Linked DNA regions of Homo sapiens: all the other regions are linked to region 1. A link is a contact called in ENCODE Hi-C or POLR2A ChIA-PET data. All regions are on one chromosome and are shown on one strand. Each heading gives the region's core, a stretch centred on a gene start or an enhancer-like site at or near the end of the contact. The rest is flanking DNA. Distances are from core to core; before and after follow the strand shown.

Region 1 (2,700 bases), core at 124-2,623:
GCTTGAGCCTGGGAGGTTGAGGCTTCAGTGACCTGTGATTATGCCACTACACTCCAGCCTGGGCAGCAAAGTGAGACCCTGCCTCCAAAAAAACAAAGAAAGATGTTTCTGTGACCAGGACACTATAGACCAGATCCTAGAAGGTTGTAGAAATTCACTAAAGTAATGCTTCCTTGTCCTCTTGTGGATGATCAGTAGGCTTTCCCCTGGCAATGACCCTATATCAATAAAAAAACTTTTTCTTTTCTTCTTTTCTATTTTTTCGAGAAAGAGTCTCGCTGCAGCCTCAACCTCCTGTGCTCAAGTGATCCTTTTGCCTCCAGCCTCCCAGGTAGCTAGGACTATAAGCATGTGCCACTATGCCTAGCTAGCTTTTTTTCTTTTTAATTTTTTTGCAGAGGTAGGGTCTCACTATGTTGCCCAGATTGGTCTTGAACTCCTGGTCTCAAGCAATCCTTTTGCCTTGACCTACCAAAGTATTAGTATTACAGGCATGAGCCACCAAGCAAGTCCAGACTTTTCTACTTCAAATTAATATTAGTGGGGAGGGAGGTGTTCATAATTTACCTCTCTTTATTATTTCATTTATTCTAACATTGCTACAGTGACAATTCCATGGACATACACCAGCTACTGGCGGGGAAGATCGTTCAGACCAGAAGTGGTAAGAAATCCTTGAATTTTAAATATGTCATAGGTAGTTCACAAAGAGGACAAAAGATACCATTTACTAAACATTCGCCATCTGTTCTGACATAATATTATCATCATTGTAGTCTCCCACTTCCAGATACACTCATCTGCCTATGTTACACTTGCCTAGTAAAAGCCAGCATGGGTGAATCTTACTATTCAACGGAGCTGAACACTGTGATGGAGAGATCATATAAATAAACTGAATGGCTTATCTCACATCCATAATTAGAAACTTAAAAAGTGCTCTCAGCAGCCCATGCTACTCTGTTCCTCACACTAGTTTTACTTTCACTCTCTGTGATAACTTTTCAATACACCAAGACTTCTCAGCTTGCCCCAAATTCACTGAGACATACTGGCGAACTGCTGGTTCAACCATTTACACATCCACCCACCAGACATAAGAGTGCTCATTTCACTGAGGCTTATTATCAACTTGTAAACGTGGTCAATTCAAGACTTCTTAGAAAGGTCTCAGGTCCAAGCTTTGTCCTGAAAAGATAATTCTGATTGCAGAAACTCCCTCCGTCCAGCAGGAAGCGCCAGCACCCTCTGTCGGGGTTGGGCCGCCACGGAGGCTTCACGTGATCCGGCCGTCTCTGCGCAGGAGTGTGGTCTTGCGGAGATTTGACCTACGTACTTAGCGTCATGACGTAGTACGTAGGGGCTGGCTAGCCGCCATCTTGCTTCTTTTTCTCGCTCGCTCGCTCCCCCTCGGAAAGCTGCGAAAGTGCTTTGGCGGTTTGTCCATCCGCAGCTTCGGCTTTTCCAGTCTGGTGGCCCTTCCGGCCACCCCTTTAACCCCAGCTTTCCCTCCCCCTTCTTTCGATCAGAGATCGGCGGAGACCCTCGAAGTGCGCAAACTTGACACTCACCCTGACCGGTAAGGAAAGCGAGGGTGTGGGGGCCGCGATCAAAGAGGGCCCCATCGGGAACGGCCAGAGTGCGGCCTGGGGCGTGGGAGCGCACCCAGACCCTGGCGCCCGGAGGCTAGGGGGCCGCGTGGAGAGGGCCTTGGGTCCGGGCATTTCCCTTCTGTTTGGTTACCATCATCTCTGTGTCTGGGGAAGTCGGCCTCCAGCTTGGGGAGCGGGAAACCGGAGTCAGACCCGCCCCATGTGGTCTGCAGCGGGAGTTCTGGACCGGTCTGTCTTGCTCCCACCTAGACCCCAGTCCTGGCCCTGCGAGGGGATTACGCATGTTGCCGGGTAAGCGAAGGGGGTTTCCGTCTTCCTGGACTGGCGGACGTGAAGTCTTTTTTTTTTTTTTTTTTTTTTAGTGTCGGGTATGCGTTTCCCCAAACAACTGAAGGACTCAGCCGGGGCTTTCACTGTCTACCTCTTCCTGTGTAGTGAGGGTGGGACTTGCAATGAGCAATGTATGGGAGGGTCTGGTTTAAAGACCTGGTTAGATGAGAGGCTCTTCGGGGAATCAAGACCAACCCTACTTCCGCTAGGGAAGTGCTGCCCAACTCCGGAGGAGGATTTGGGTAGTCTTTTCACACTCTAGGCCGCTCCATCCTCTAACTTGCGTGGTGAATCTCGGTAGCTCCCTGTCTTTGAGATAGCGTTGATATTGGTGGTGTCAGGGTAAAGGCCCCGTTTTAGGACTGAAGAAAAGGGCATGGGGCCACTATAGAGACATTGATAGAGTCTTCCTTCCTTTGCATGAGAGGAGTACCTTTAATTTAAAGGGATGTATGTGTGTTTTGACATTATTTGGGATCTTTTGAGGGTCTGACATGCCTGATGTTTGCTGGCTTATAAAGCTACCTGGATTTCCGCATTGGCTGGTTTTCAGCCTGGGTTCATAGATTCATACCTCGTTAGAGTACTTAGAATTGTACAGTAGGCGGCTCTGCTGTAAGATTTTCATTTGGAATGCACCAGAAGAATCGGAGGATTTTTTGATTGTTGAGTACTTAATAGCTTACTCCTGCAAATAAAAATAATAGGGTGATACTAAGCACCTACCAAGCCTAACCCCACCATTTTTCAAAACTAG
Region 2 (2,700 bases), core at 93-2,592, 3.7 Mb after region 1:
CAGAGAGGCAGAATTTCAGACAAAAGGAAAGACTTGGTCAGATTTTCCTGTACAGCTGCCTCTCCAGCCCAGCACTGGGTGAAGGGCAGGCACATCAGACTAAGTGGTTGATGCAACTGAACCAGTTTAAAGGCTGGTAAGACGCTTGCAGAAGTCTTTAGATAGAACTTGCAAACCATTTGCAAAAGGGTTAGGAACAGGTTGCATCAATGCTATGTTTAAGTCCTGCTCTTTGTAACTCAAGGCTCTCCCATTATCTAACAGAACTTCAGAATGAGGGTTCCTTAAAATTAGCTTCAGGTCCTTATGAGCTGTAGCTGAGCAAATGAAATGCAACTGCTTTAGAAGGGAGGAGCTTCCAAGATGCTCCAGTGGTCTTTTCCTTCCCTTCCTCGTATAACGCAATCGGTGGCACAATCCCGCTAAGTAGCATGGCATGCTGGCTGCCGGTGTTCTGTTAAATTAGGGTGAGTGCTTGTCTGTGCTTCAGTTTCCCTTTCGGTTAGGCAGGACTGGTCTTCCCACTAGCTATCATCTATAGTTTACTTAACTCTATTATCATATGATGAATCCCGTAAAGCTCTTCAGAATGTTAGGGAAACAGGTCCTATTATGTCCCCCACTCTACCTTCATGGGTGGGATGGGGGGTCTGGGGGTGGGACCACTGAGAGTCAAAGAAGTTAGGAAGTAATCTGTGTCACAGCAAGCTCCCTGGAAACTCTCAGAATAGCAAACAGGTTTCCTCTCCGCCCCTGGCTCCACGCCATATTTTCGTTTTGGCTAGTTCCTTAGCTCCAGAGAAAATCTGGCTTCACCTAGAATGGTTTAGAAACACCTAAGCCCGCGATGCTTTCCGGAGGGTCTCAGGCCTTAGCTTTCTCAGTAAAAAACAGAATTTCCATGTGTCCCCTTCAAAGCGCTCCTACCGGCAGCTGGAGTAAGGTAACTCCACCGCCGACCTCCGAGGAGTTCATGTGGACTCAGCCCAGGCGCAGAGAGGAAGACTCCTGAGAGTCCTCGCGAAGGAGGGAAACACACCAGAACTAAAGTTGTGAAGGCGCAAGAGGCTACTTAGGAATAATTCCTTGTATCTCTGGGGCAGGTCTCATCCTTCTAAAGACAGGAGTGACTGGGCGTCTTCTTCCAAACAGAGGGCGCTTAAAAATGTATTTTTAAAAAACATAACAGAAAGTCCTGAAACTCACCTTTCGGTCCGCGGAAGGGCTTCCTGCAGGCCCAGGGAATCTCCTGGTTGCTGCCCCGTCTGACAGCGCCCCGGGCCCTGGAGGGAGGTGTGGGTTCCTTTTTGGTTGCCTCTGCACTCCCACCCCGAGCCAGGTCTGGCGTGTAGGGCCCCGGCGCCGGCCAAGGTCGTGGGAGCCGCCCGCCCCGCCCCGCCCCGCCCCGCTCCACCCCCGCGCGTACCTGCCGCTGCCGCCGAGGGCAGCGCCCTCTGTGTTCCCTGCCTTCCTACGGGCCGACGCCTGGCATAGTTGAGGTTTCGCTCCAACTCTGTCCTGCCCCTGATGTCACAGGCACAACTTCCTGAATCTGGCTCGCCGTTCCGCCCGCTCCAGGGGCTCGGCCCAGGCTTTCCACCCTGGGCCAGCCCACCTCGGGTGCCTCTGGCCTTGGGCGCACACGCCCCAGACGCGCCCTCCCTCCCCGTCTTCCCGCCGGTGGCTCCCCACTCCCCGCCCCCCGCCATTACGTGTCCTTGCCCCCTCAGTCCCGGAACACGCCTCCTTCAGGACACAGCGGCTGCGGAGCCAGCCCCGGTGTCTCTCACAGACGCACCAGTGTTCCAGGAATGGGACACAGAACTCCGGGCAAACCCGGCTTCAGGGAAAACAGCTGCCTAAATAGAGGGCCTTCCTGGAAGGGGTGGGAGGCGTTGGAGAGGGATACCATGCGGCAGGTTGGGTGAAGGCTCCGATGTCTTATCGGGACAAATGAGCATGACAGTCCCCTCTAGCCAACGCCGGTTGCTCCAAGGGGTGCAGGTGACATCTCAGAAGAGTCTTTGTCTCTGCTGCCTGGAGGCGCTAAGGAAAACTGCGCCCCAGGAGCTGTCTGTCACAAGCAAATGACGGAGGGGAAAGCTGACTTCAAAAAGTTCTCAGGGGTTCTTCCCTCTCATCCTCAGCTGCTCTCCATCTACTTTCTATTCAGATCTCTTGGCTCTAGTTCCGAGCACATGGGATGCTAGGAAATGAAAAGACCTGCGCCCCTTTGAATAGGGGACTCCAGACACAAAGCTCTGATGATTCAGAGCTTGTTCAGTGCCTCCAGGGATACTGTGGGTGGGAAAAGAGGGGGATGCCAGGACCTGGCTGTGGATCATTTCAGGGGCCTCCTCAGTGTCATCCTGGGAGGTCCTCCCTGACAAGGGCCTGAAATGCTGTTCCCTCGACTGTATTTGCCAGGTACACAGGTACCAGGTGCCAGGTGCTGAACCAGGACTTGCCCTCCATCGACTGTGCCTGAGTATGGGTGTCCTTTGGCTTCTCCAAGTGGGCATTAAAATGACTGCTGCAACCAACTGTCACAACTGAGATTCAAGAGATTCCTTTCTGTTTATTCAGGAGAAACCACGTGGCTCTGAGTTGAAAGGCCAAAGAGAAAACCCACCATCCAGCCTGAAACGCCAAAAATGGCTAGAAAAAGAGGAAAATAAGTTATTTATTTATTTATTTATT
Region 3 (2,700 bases), core at 10-2,509, 3.7 Mb after region 1:
CATTTGAACCCATATTAGAAACACTGGAGAAAATATTAGACTTCTCTGACATAGCATGTTACCTAGGGGCTCAGGCTATTTTTTTAGGGGAGGCTGACCCCAGGATATTAGTAGAGTAGCGGATATTCTGATTTTGCACATAAAATACTTGGCCCATTACTGACTTATCTTACATGGTGACTTCTGCTATTATTATTCAGAGTTGAAATAACTTGCCAAGGGAAGTAAAGTTTGGCATGGCAATTGGCATTCAGAACCAGGCTTATCTGAGTCTTAATATCTTCATTTTTTCCACTCTACCACATTTATTTCAAGGACTATGTACTTGGTACTAAGTCTTTATTTAGAGTATTAAAGCCAAATGAAAGACCTAGTGGCAACTTGCAGCCAAGTTATATGATGATGCACCCTACATCACCTAAGGCAAGGCAGGGGCATTTTTAGAACTGGCTGGGGATCGCCCAAGCACAATCTCTCTTGATTATTTTGGGGTCAAGTCTCCAGAGAGCATAAGGCCCTAAAGTCCATCTCTGTTCCAGCACTTTAAAAATCTTGTTTATATGCTAATTGTACTCCACCTTCAGCTGGGGTTCTATCATCTGTCAAGTAAATAGTTTTGATAATGAGAAAAGCAACCAGAAACGCAAATGAAAGGAGACAAAGAGTGTGAGTGAGCCGGAGCAAGTTTAGATGAAACTTACAAATTCCTGCTGAGAGCCACATTGTCTCCTACGTAAACTCACACATTTATTTTTATTTATCCTGGCATAAAAAGCTTTCCTTGCATTAGTATTGATACTGTTAATGTTTTATAGGGTGTAGAGGTCATGGTCACATTGAAATCCTCCTTCGGTAGATGGAGGATTCTTATTTTTATTGAAAAATATACTGAGTTTGAGTCAGACTGTCATTTACCCCTACCAAGGACCTGAGAATTCTTCAGTGGTGTTGGTGACCTTTAGCCCTCCTTCCATTGTTAAAATACTCTCCTCTATGTCCCCCAAAAGTGAGACTCTTCAACCCTTTTTTCTTTTTTTTAATTTTTGAGATGGAGTTTCATCTTTAGCCAGGGTGGAGTGAGGTGGCGCAATCTCGGCTCACTGCAACCTCCGTCCCCTGGGTTCAAACGATTCTCCTGCCTCAGCCTCTGGAGTAGCTGGGATTACAGGCACGCACCATCAAGCCTGGCTAATTTTTGTATTTTTAGTAGAGACAGGGTTTCACAACCCCTTTTTCTTAATTGAGACCTAGATCTTCTTGAAGACCCGACTTCCTCTGCAGCCTCCACCAATAGAGGCTACTCATTGTACATTCCATGCATCCTCCACCCCTGAAAAAGTTGCTGTTTTCCTAACTCACACCTCCACCTCCAGATCAGCACTCATTAATCTTCTGATGGAAGCTTTTTTTTCTTCTAAGTCTTATCACTCACTCATATCGTGTTCTTTCCTCCTGGTCACTGACATCAGCCTATGTCCTGGTTAGTTCCTGTATTAGTCAGGGTTTTTTTAGAGGGACAGAACTAATAGGACATATATATATATATATATATATATATATATATATATATATATACTTAATAAACTCCCCTTTATATATATATACACACACACATATATGTATAATAGAGTATATATAATGAACTTCCCTATATAAACACACATATTCACACACATATATATACACACACACATATACATGTGTATGTATATGTGTGTGTGTTTGTGTATATATACACATATATGTATGTATACACACATATGTATGTATACACACATATGTATGTATACACACATATGTATGTATACACATATATGTATGTATACACACATGTATGTATGTATACACATATATGTATACACACATGTATGTATGTATACACATATATGTATGTATGTATACACACATATATGTATGTACATACACATATATGCGTGTATATATACACATATATGTATGTATATACACATATATGTATGTATACATATATGTATGTATGTATATACATATATGTATGTATATATACACATATATGTATGTATATACACATATATACATGTATGTATATATACACACATGTATATATACACACATGTATATATATGTATGTGTATATATACACACGTATATATGTATGTGTATATACACACATGTATATATACATGTATGTGTATATACACACATGTATATATACACATGTATGTGTATATACACACATGTATATACACATGTATGTGTATATATACACACATGTATATATACATGTATGTGTATATATACACACACATGTATATATACATGTATGTGTATATATACATATGTGTATATATACACATATATGTATATATACATGTGTGTATATACACACATATGTATATATACATATATGTGTATATATATACACATACACACATATACATACACATGTACATGTACATCTATATACATATATGGGAGTTTATTAAGTATTAACTTACACGATCACAAGGTCCCACAATAGGCTGTCTGCAAGCTGAGGAACAAGGACCCACAATAGGCCGTCTGTAAGCTGAGGAGCAAGGAGAGCCAGTCCAAGTCCCAAAACTGAAGAACCTGGAGTCCAATGTTCGAGGGCAGGAAGCATCCAGCACAGAGAAAGATGTAGGCTGGGAGGCTAGGCCTGTCTCTCCTTTTCACGTTTTTCTGTCTACTTTATATTTG
Region 4 (2,738 bases), core at 192-2,691, 4.3 Mb before region 1:
TGGAGATGATTTCAAATTTGTGGTCCCCAGAGCAGGGGCATGTACTTAACTATTTCCAATAAGGTTGTCAATTCTGAGACTTCCCTTACAGTAATGCTGGTGAAAATAACTTAGGCCATATTTCCAGATTAACTAGTTAAATATTTCATTTCCTTAAGTGTGCTGGTTGGCGTGGCTCTAAATAATTAGATTACAGGGCGGTCTAATTATTTGGTTCAAACAGTCATGCACACACCCTAAGGCTTAATTACCACGAACAAATCAATCCCACCCCCAAATCGTTGCCTGTCACTGACAATAGCTTTAACTGTACTTGCACAGTTAAAGGAGTCCAACGAGCATTCTAGGACTGATGATTAAAACTTTACCCATTAAAATAATTGCACTCACTTGGAAATCAGTTTTGTTTTTAATTGTAGAACCAGCAGTTCTACCCAATTTAAACTTCAGTCATATCTCTCAAGACAGATTAACTAGAGCTGATTTTTTTTAAACTTTGCTTACCATGAAATACACCTTTCTATTCTTAAAAAACAAACAAACAAACAAAAATAGGGCTTTAAAAATTCGTAAAATAATTAGACCTGGGACTTTGTCCAGGGAATTTCGCCATTTAAGATAAAGAAAACTCAGCAACATTATGTCTAGTTACCAAGAAAGATATGTGCAACGCGAAACCTTTCCCCAATACCATATTTACTCTGAGAAACACAGCAAAATAAAATTCACGATGAAGTTACGATTTCGACATTTTTATTAGTCATCAGCTTACTGCTAGGTTTTAAAAGGTGTTCCAAGGCGGGAAGAAGGCGCGGGGGGAAGCCTCAGAATATGGGGTCTGTTTCGATTGGGGGGAGCGGCGTTAGAGGGGCGTGAAGGCAGAAAGGAAGGGTAGGGCGGAAATTAGCGACTTAATAAGACGCCTAGCTCCCGAGGAAGCCAGCCTGGCGTTAGAAGCAAGTAGAGCAGAAGAGATTTAGGGCTAATTAAAACAATCACACGACACTCCCCCTCGCGTTTGCCGGGGCCGGGTCTCCTGCACTAGCAGAGCCGGGGGCGGGGATTAGCTCGGATTCAAATTTAAAGCGGGAGGCCCGCGTGTGGCTCAGCAGGTGCCTCATGCCCGGCTCCCGTGGCGGTCGTTTCCGCCCCTACCTGCCCAGAGGGCCGGAAATTACCTAGCGAGGAGCGGCTTATCCATTGTTGCCAATGTTTCAACTGCGCGGAAACCCTGAAGAAAGTGCGGAGCACAGGGCACGCGGGCCGCTCACTGCCCTTCCACGCGCCCCCACGTTTCTGGCCGCTGCGCTCCTTGCCGTGCTTTTACAATGCCACAGGCCACTGGGGGAGACCGGAGCGAAGCCAGGAGGGAAGCAAGGCGGGAGGAAAAGGGAGAAGTGTAAGAAGACACAGGCGCCCGGGATACTATATAATCTGGTTCTGAGCTAGAGGGAGCGCATGCGCCGGCGACACTTCTGGCGGCAGGAGAAAGGCGCGCATGCGCAGAGCCGAGACGAAAAATGAAGCCACAGGGTGCCTGGCTGATTGAGGGCGCTGCTTTAGCTACCGAAGGGCCACAGCGCCCCGAAGGCGCGTGCGCAGAGCGCGGGAAGGGGGTGGAGCTCTTCTGAGGGGGCCGGGGCGAACAGAGCCGGCCTCGCGCGCCCCCTGGCGCGCGCCCGGGGAGAGGAAGGAGCGGGAGGGGGCGGAGAGGAGGGAGGAGGCAAGCAGGGCGGGAGGGGGGAGGGGAGCCAGAGCGAGGGAGGGTTTATCGACCGGGCGATTTTGGTTAAAATATTCAAAATGGCGGACGGAGGAGCAGCGAGTCAAGATGAGAGTTCAGCCGCGGCGGCAGCAGCAGCAGGTAATCATTACAGCATTTTACATATTCATATTCATACTCAACCCCGGCTCCCGCTGCCCCCCCCCGCGACTTAGCATAATTTATTAGTACTCAGGATTATTATAATTAACGGCGGGGAGATGGGGGGCCGGGGAGCATTGAGCCCCCGCCGGGCGCTGAGCGGAGGGGGAAAGAGGCTCGGAGCGGCCAGGCGGAGGGGGAAGACAAGGGGCAAAGGGGGCTGCGATCCACTGCCCTCCTCCTGCACCCGGCCCACCCCGCCGCCGCTCGCCGTCTGCCCGTCGGCACCGGCCCTCCTCCTCTGCCGGCCGCCGCTGCCGCCTCCTCGCCGCCGTGCCCGAACCCGAGCGGGTCCGCGGCGGGGCGGCGGGGCCGGGGCAGAGGGAGAGGACAATAAAGACATTTTACATATTCATAGCTGCTGGGCCGGCGGGGCGCAGTAGGGCGCGGGCGGGCGGCCGGGGCCGGGCGGGCGCGGGGTGGGGGGCGTGAAGGGGGATGGAGGCGGCGGCGAGCACAATGCCGGGGAGGCGGCGGGGCCGGAGCGGACCCCGGCGGCCGGACACCCGCACGCGTCTTCCCCCGGGAGCGGGCCCGGGCGGGGGGGCGCTGCCCGCCTTGGGGGGCGGCCCTCAGGGCAACCGGGGGTGCGCGCGGGGAGAGCTCCCTGCCCGCGCCCCGCGCGGGGCTGAGCCCGGGGGTCACGGCCCCAGGCACTTCGGCCTCGCCCCACTGGTCCCCAATGTGGTGGCCTGACCCAAGCCAGGCCTGCTCTCTAGGTGGGTAGGGGTGAGCGGTCGTGGGCGCTGCGAGGTGGCCTGGGGCGGCGGGGGTGGGGAACCCGCGCAGGGGTCTGCGTGCCCCCCCTGGGGGG
Region 5 (2,700 bases), core at 84-2,583, 3.8 Mb before region 1:
GTAGACGATGTGCTTCTTGAGAGTAAAGCCCAGGTGTTCTACATCCATGGTTCAATTAATGCATTGGTATCTTTTCCAACCTATGGCATTTGAGATACAACTTCAAAAGGATCTGCTGACAGAAATAGGGCAAAGTGGTTCTGGTATTTTTTTTTTTTAAGTTTTTTTCTCACTAATGTTCTTATGATTTCGCTGTACTGCAATGTTAGCTGAAACAGCACAGATATCAGGAATGGCATTGTTAAGACTGACCTTAGACAAAAACCCTGAAGTGAGAGGTTACATTTTGGGTTCTCACCATACTCTTCCCCCGCTCTTGTCCTAATTGTCTAAAGCTTGCTTCCCTTCCTCATCGTATCAGCCTCCCACCTGAATCTTCCCTTTTCCTCCTTCACACTCATCTTTCTTGTGCCCCTGTCCCCCATTTTTCCCTTTTGTAAGCCATTTTCATAAGGATCCTTCCAAATATTTCCCCTATTGATTGGACAACCCGTAGGTGGCAGACTGTTCTGGGCCAAGGCAACCAAGTTGAGCAGGGCCAGCAATCAGTGTCGGGAACTTCTGCAGGGCACTTCAGAATCAGTGTTGGGAACTTCTGCTTTCTATTTTTCACGGACACAGACAGGAACACAGATATGCGAAAGCAAAACAATCAAAAAGCATTTTCATTTGTTTTTCAGGTAGTAGGAAAGAGTTCCAGATTCCCATCCTTCTGAAGCCAGGAGGGAGGTTCCTAAGAGGAGGTTAGGGCAAGATGGAGACTTCTTTTTAAACTAGTAGATTTCGCAAATTGCAACACATACATTATCTAGTCCACGCAAAGGACAGGCCTTGGGGACACGGCACGGGGAACGTGTTCCACCTGGACGACTGAATCAGAAGTCTCTCCCCCATCAATTGAACGCCTCATTATTTTTCTTTCTGTCTTTTCTTTCTTTTTAAGGTAAATGAATTGCTTCTTTTTCGTTAGGTGAGGCCGGCAGAGAACAAGAAGAGCTGAAACGGAGGCGAGGTTAGTACCCAGCAAAGACCTGTGGCGAGGAGAGACAATGAAGAGGACCACGGGACTGGACCCTGAGAAAGGCAGAGGAGACGCTGGCTGGTGGGGCCCGCAGGCGGACAGCCACGCAGGCAGGCGGAAGGCTCGGCTCGGCCTGGGACCGCTGCAGACCCGGCCTCCGCGCGGGGCCGAGGCGCCTGGGTGGGACCGAGGAGGCGGGGCCTTCCCGGCGGACGGATGATGGACAGCCTGACTCTCCAATCGCGTCCTTAAAAGGGTGCGGGCAGGCCAATGAGCGGACAGCGAGGGCCGGAGTGGGGCTGAGGCTTCGGTGCAGAGCTGGAGAGCCGCGGCTGGGACCGGAGTGGGGAGCGCGGCGTGGAGGTGCCACCCGGCGCGGGTGGCGGAGAGATCAGAAGCCTCTTCCCCAAGCCGAGCCAACCTCAGCGGGGACCCGGGCTCAGGGACGCGGCGGCGGCGGCGGCGACTGCAGTGGCTGGACGATGGCAGCGTCCGCCGGAGCCGGGGCGGTGATTGCAGCCCCAGACAGCCGGCGCTGGCTGTGGTCGGTGCTGGCGGCGGCGCTTGGGCTCTGTAAGTGATGCCAGGACCAGGGCTGGGGCCGGGGAGTGGGGCCCCCGGGCCCGACACACGCCCATCGCGGCGGTCGCAGGCCAGGCGCGCGCACTGAGAGCCGAGGTGGGGAGGGGGCGCGGCCTGCGCTCTCTGGGGCCGAGGGGACCCAGCCCATGGGGAACGCGGGCCTCCGCGACTGGCCGGGAAGGCGCAGAGCCTCTTTCTTCTCTTTCCTGGATCCTGGAGTGCGGAGGAGGAGGGGAGAGTGCTTTACCTTGCTCCTTCCCGGGGGGCGGTCCAGGGGAGCGGACCCGGCGGGCGGCTGCGGTGAGCCCTCGCGGCGCACCCTGCCCTCTCCTCGTGGTGACTCTGGATCGTCTAGGCCCTCCCGGATTCTGACTCAGGAACTAGGGTTCTGGCGTTCTTCACCTTTGGGAGGTGGCGGAAAGTTGCAGGTTTTTCATTTGTAGGGCCTTTGTTGATTTGTTTCCTGTTAAGCCAGGGTTTTGTTGTAAGTTCCCTTTCCCATGCTCTCATTCAGTTTTAAGTCTCCGTAATAAAAGAGTCTCATTTCCGTGGTCTGCAAAACGCCAATAAAAAAATATTGTTACTTCTAGGTTAGAATGCAAAGAGCTTGGAATACCAGTGAGATGGCCTGGCTTAAAAGAATTTGGTCAAATCCATCATAATTCCAGACGTAGCCACCATAATTTGACAAGACATAGAGCATTAAAAAGCATAATTTTCCTAAAGGAAAAAAAAAGCTCCTTTTTCTTACCAAATATTGTGACTCAAGCTTAAGGTAAACCTCGGGCTCAATTTATGGGAATTGGATGACTTGTTTTATGGACATCTGAAGTGGTATCTGCCACAGGACTTTTCTGTGTTGTTGTTCAAAGCAAAGTACTTGTTGCTGTCTCCGAATTTAGTTAAATAATAGTTATAAAGAGGGCCAGCTGCTAAGAAACCACGTAGATTTTTTTCATTCCCTTTGTTTTCAAAATGTCAGTTATGATTTAGCATCACAGTATCTGAATACCAGAGTTTACTCAGTAATTTCTTTCTTCATGGAAAAGTTCTTAATATAATCCTTGGATCAGGGAAACTAGGTGAAGTTCTGTTGG

What was found. A loop is a pair of places that touch in the nucleus more often than their neighbours do. ChIA-PET counts read pairs that join two places held with the same protein, here RNA polymerase II (POLR2A). Pooled maps may share reads with other maps.
Region 2: a loop to region 1 is called in a map of naive thymus-derived CD4-positive, alpha-beta T cell, with 4 times the contacts of the local background. The contact joins the promoter of KIAA0040 here to the promoter of PRRC2C in region 1. A Hi-C loop is called at or near these places in 1 of 168 maps with a recorded cell type or tissue (naive thymus-derived CD4-positive, alpha-beta T cell) and 6 of 50 pooled maps. POLR2A ChIA-PET finds 5 or more read pairs at or near these places in 1 of 52 experiments (T-cell).
Region 3: a pooled map shows a loop between it and region 1 (8-fold over the local background). The contact joins the enhancer-like site here to the promoter of PRRC2C in region 1. A Hi-C loop is called at or near these places in 1 of 50 pooled maps. POLR2A ChIA-PET finds 5 or more read pairs at or near these places in 2 of 52 experiments (B cell and K562).
Region 4: a map of CD8-positive, alpha-beta T cell shows a loop between it and region 1 (20-fold over the local background). The contact joins the promoter of POU2F1-DT here to the promoter of PRRC2C in region 1. A Hi-C loop is called at or near these places in 3 of 168 maps with a recorded cell type or tissue (CD8-positive, alpha-beta T cell and naive thymus-derived CD4-positive, alpha-beta T cell) and 7 of 50 pooled maps.
Region 5: a map of naive thymus-derived CD4-positive, alpha-beta T cell shows a loop between it and region 1 (12-fold over the local background). The contact joins the promoter of MPZL1 here to the promoter of PRRC2C in region 1. A Hi-C loop is called at or near these places in 1 of 168 maps with a recorded cell type or tissue (naive thymus-derived CD4-positive, alpha-beta T cell), 1 of 37 single-sample maps with no recorded cell type and 8 of 50 pooled maps. POLR2A ChIA-PET finds 5 or more read pairs at or near these places in 1 of 52 experiments (activated CD4-positive, alpha-beta T cell).

What each region holds. Positions count from the first base shown.
Region 1 is chr1:171,484,157-171,486,856 of GRCh38, forward strand. It overlaps PRRC2C (proline rich coiled-coil 2C), which reads left to right and starts at 1,374. Exons shown (of 35, transcript NM_001387844.1): 1 at 1,374-1,579. RefSeq lists enhancers at 963-1,272, 1,179-1,927.
Region 2 is chr1:175,191,434-175,194,133 of GRCh38, forward strand. It overlaps KIAA0040, which reads right to left and starts at 1,343. Exons shown (of 4, transcript NM_014656.3): 1 at 1,207-1,343. RefSeq lists enhancers at 546-595, 736-785, 1,026-1,175, 1,896-2,005.
Region 3 is chr1:175,229,477-175,232,176 of GRCh38, forward strand. No RefSeq gene overlaps it. Among named protein-coding and RNA genes, the nearest start is that of KIAA0040, 38 kb to the left of the region's middle. Within about 2 kb of position 1,260, at least 2 of the 41 ENCODE cell types and tissues checked have a DNase peak (open chromatin) inside an H3K27ac peak, as active enhancers do; they include B cell, where a contact is called at or near this core.
Region 4 is chr1:167,219,095-167,221,832 of GRCh38, forward strand. It overlaps POU2F1-DT (POU2F1 divergent transcript), which reads right to left and starts at 1,442. Exons shown (of 1, transcript NR_185889.1): 1 at 737-1,442. POU2F1 (POU class 2 homeobox 1) reads left to right here and starts at 1,792. Exons shown (of 16, transcript NM_002697.4): 1 at 1,792-1,864. The coding sequence starts at 1,804. RefSeq lists an enhancer at 1,375-1,484 and silencers at 1,665-1,764, 2,115-2,264, 2,485-2,738.
Region 5 is chr1:167,720,649-167,723,348 of GRCh38, forward strand. MPZL1 (myelin protein zero like 1) reads left to right here and starts at 1,334. Exons shown (of 6, transcript NM_003953.6): 1 at 1,334-1,594. The coding sequence starts at 1,504. RefSeq lists silencers at 974-1,343, 1,734-1,803, 1,834-1,973 and an enhancer at 1,662-2,162.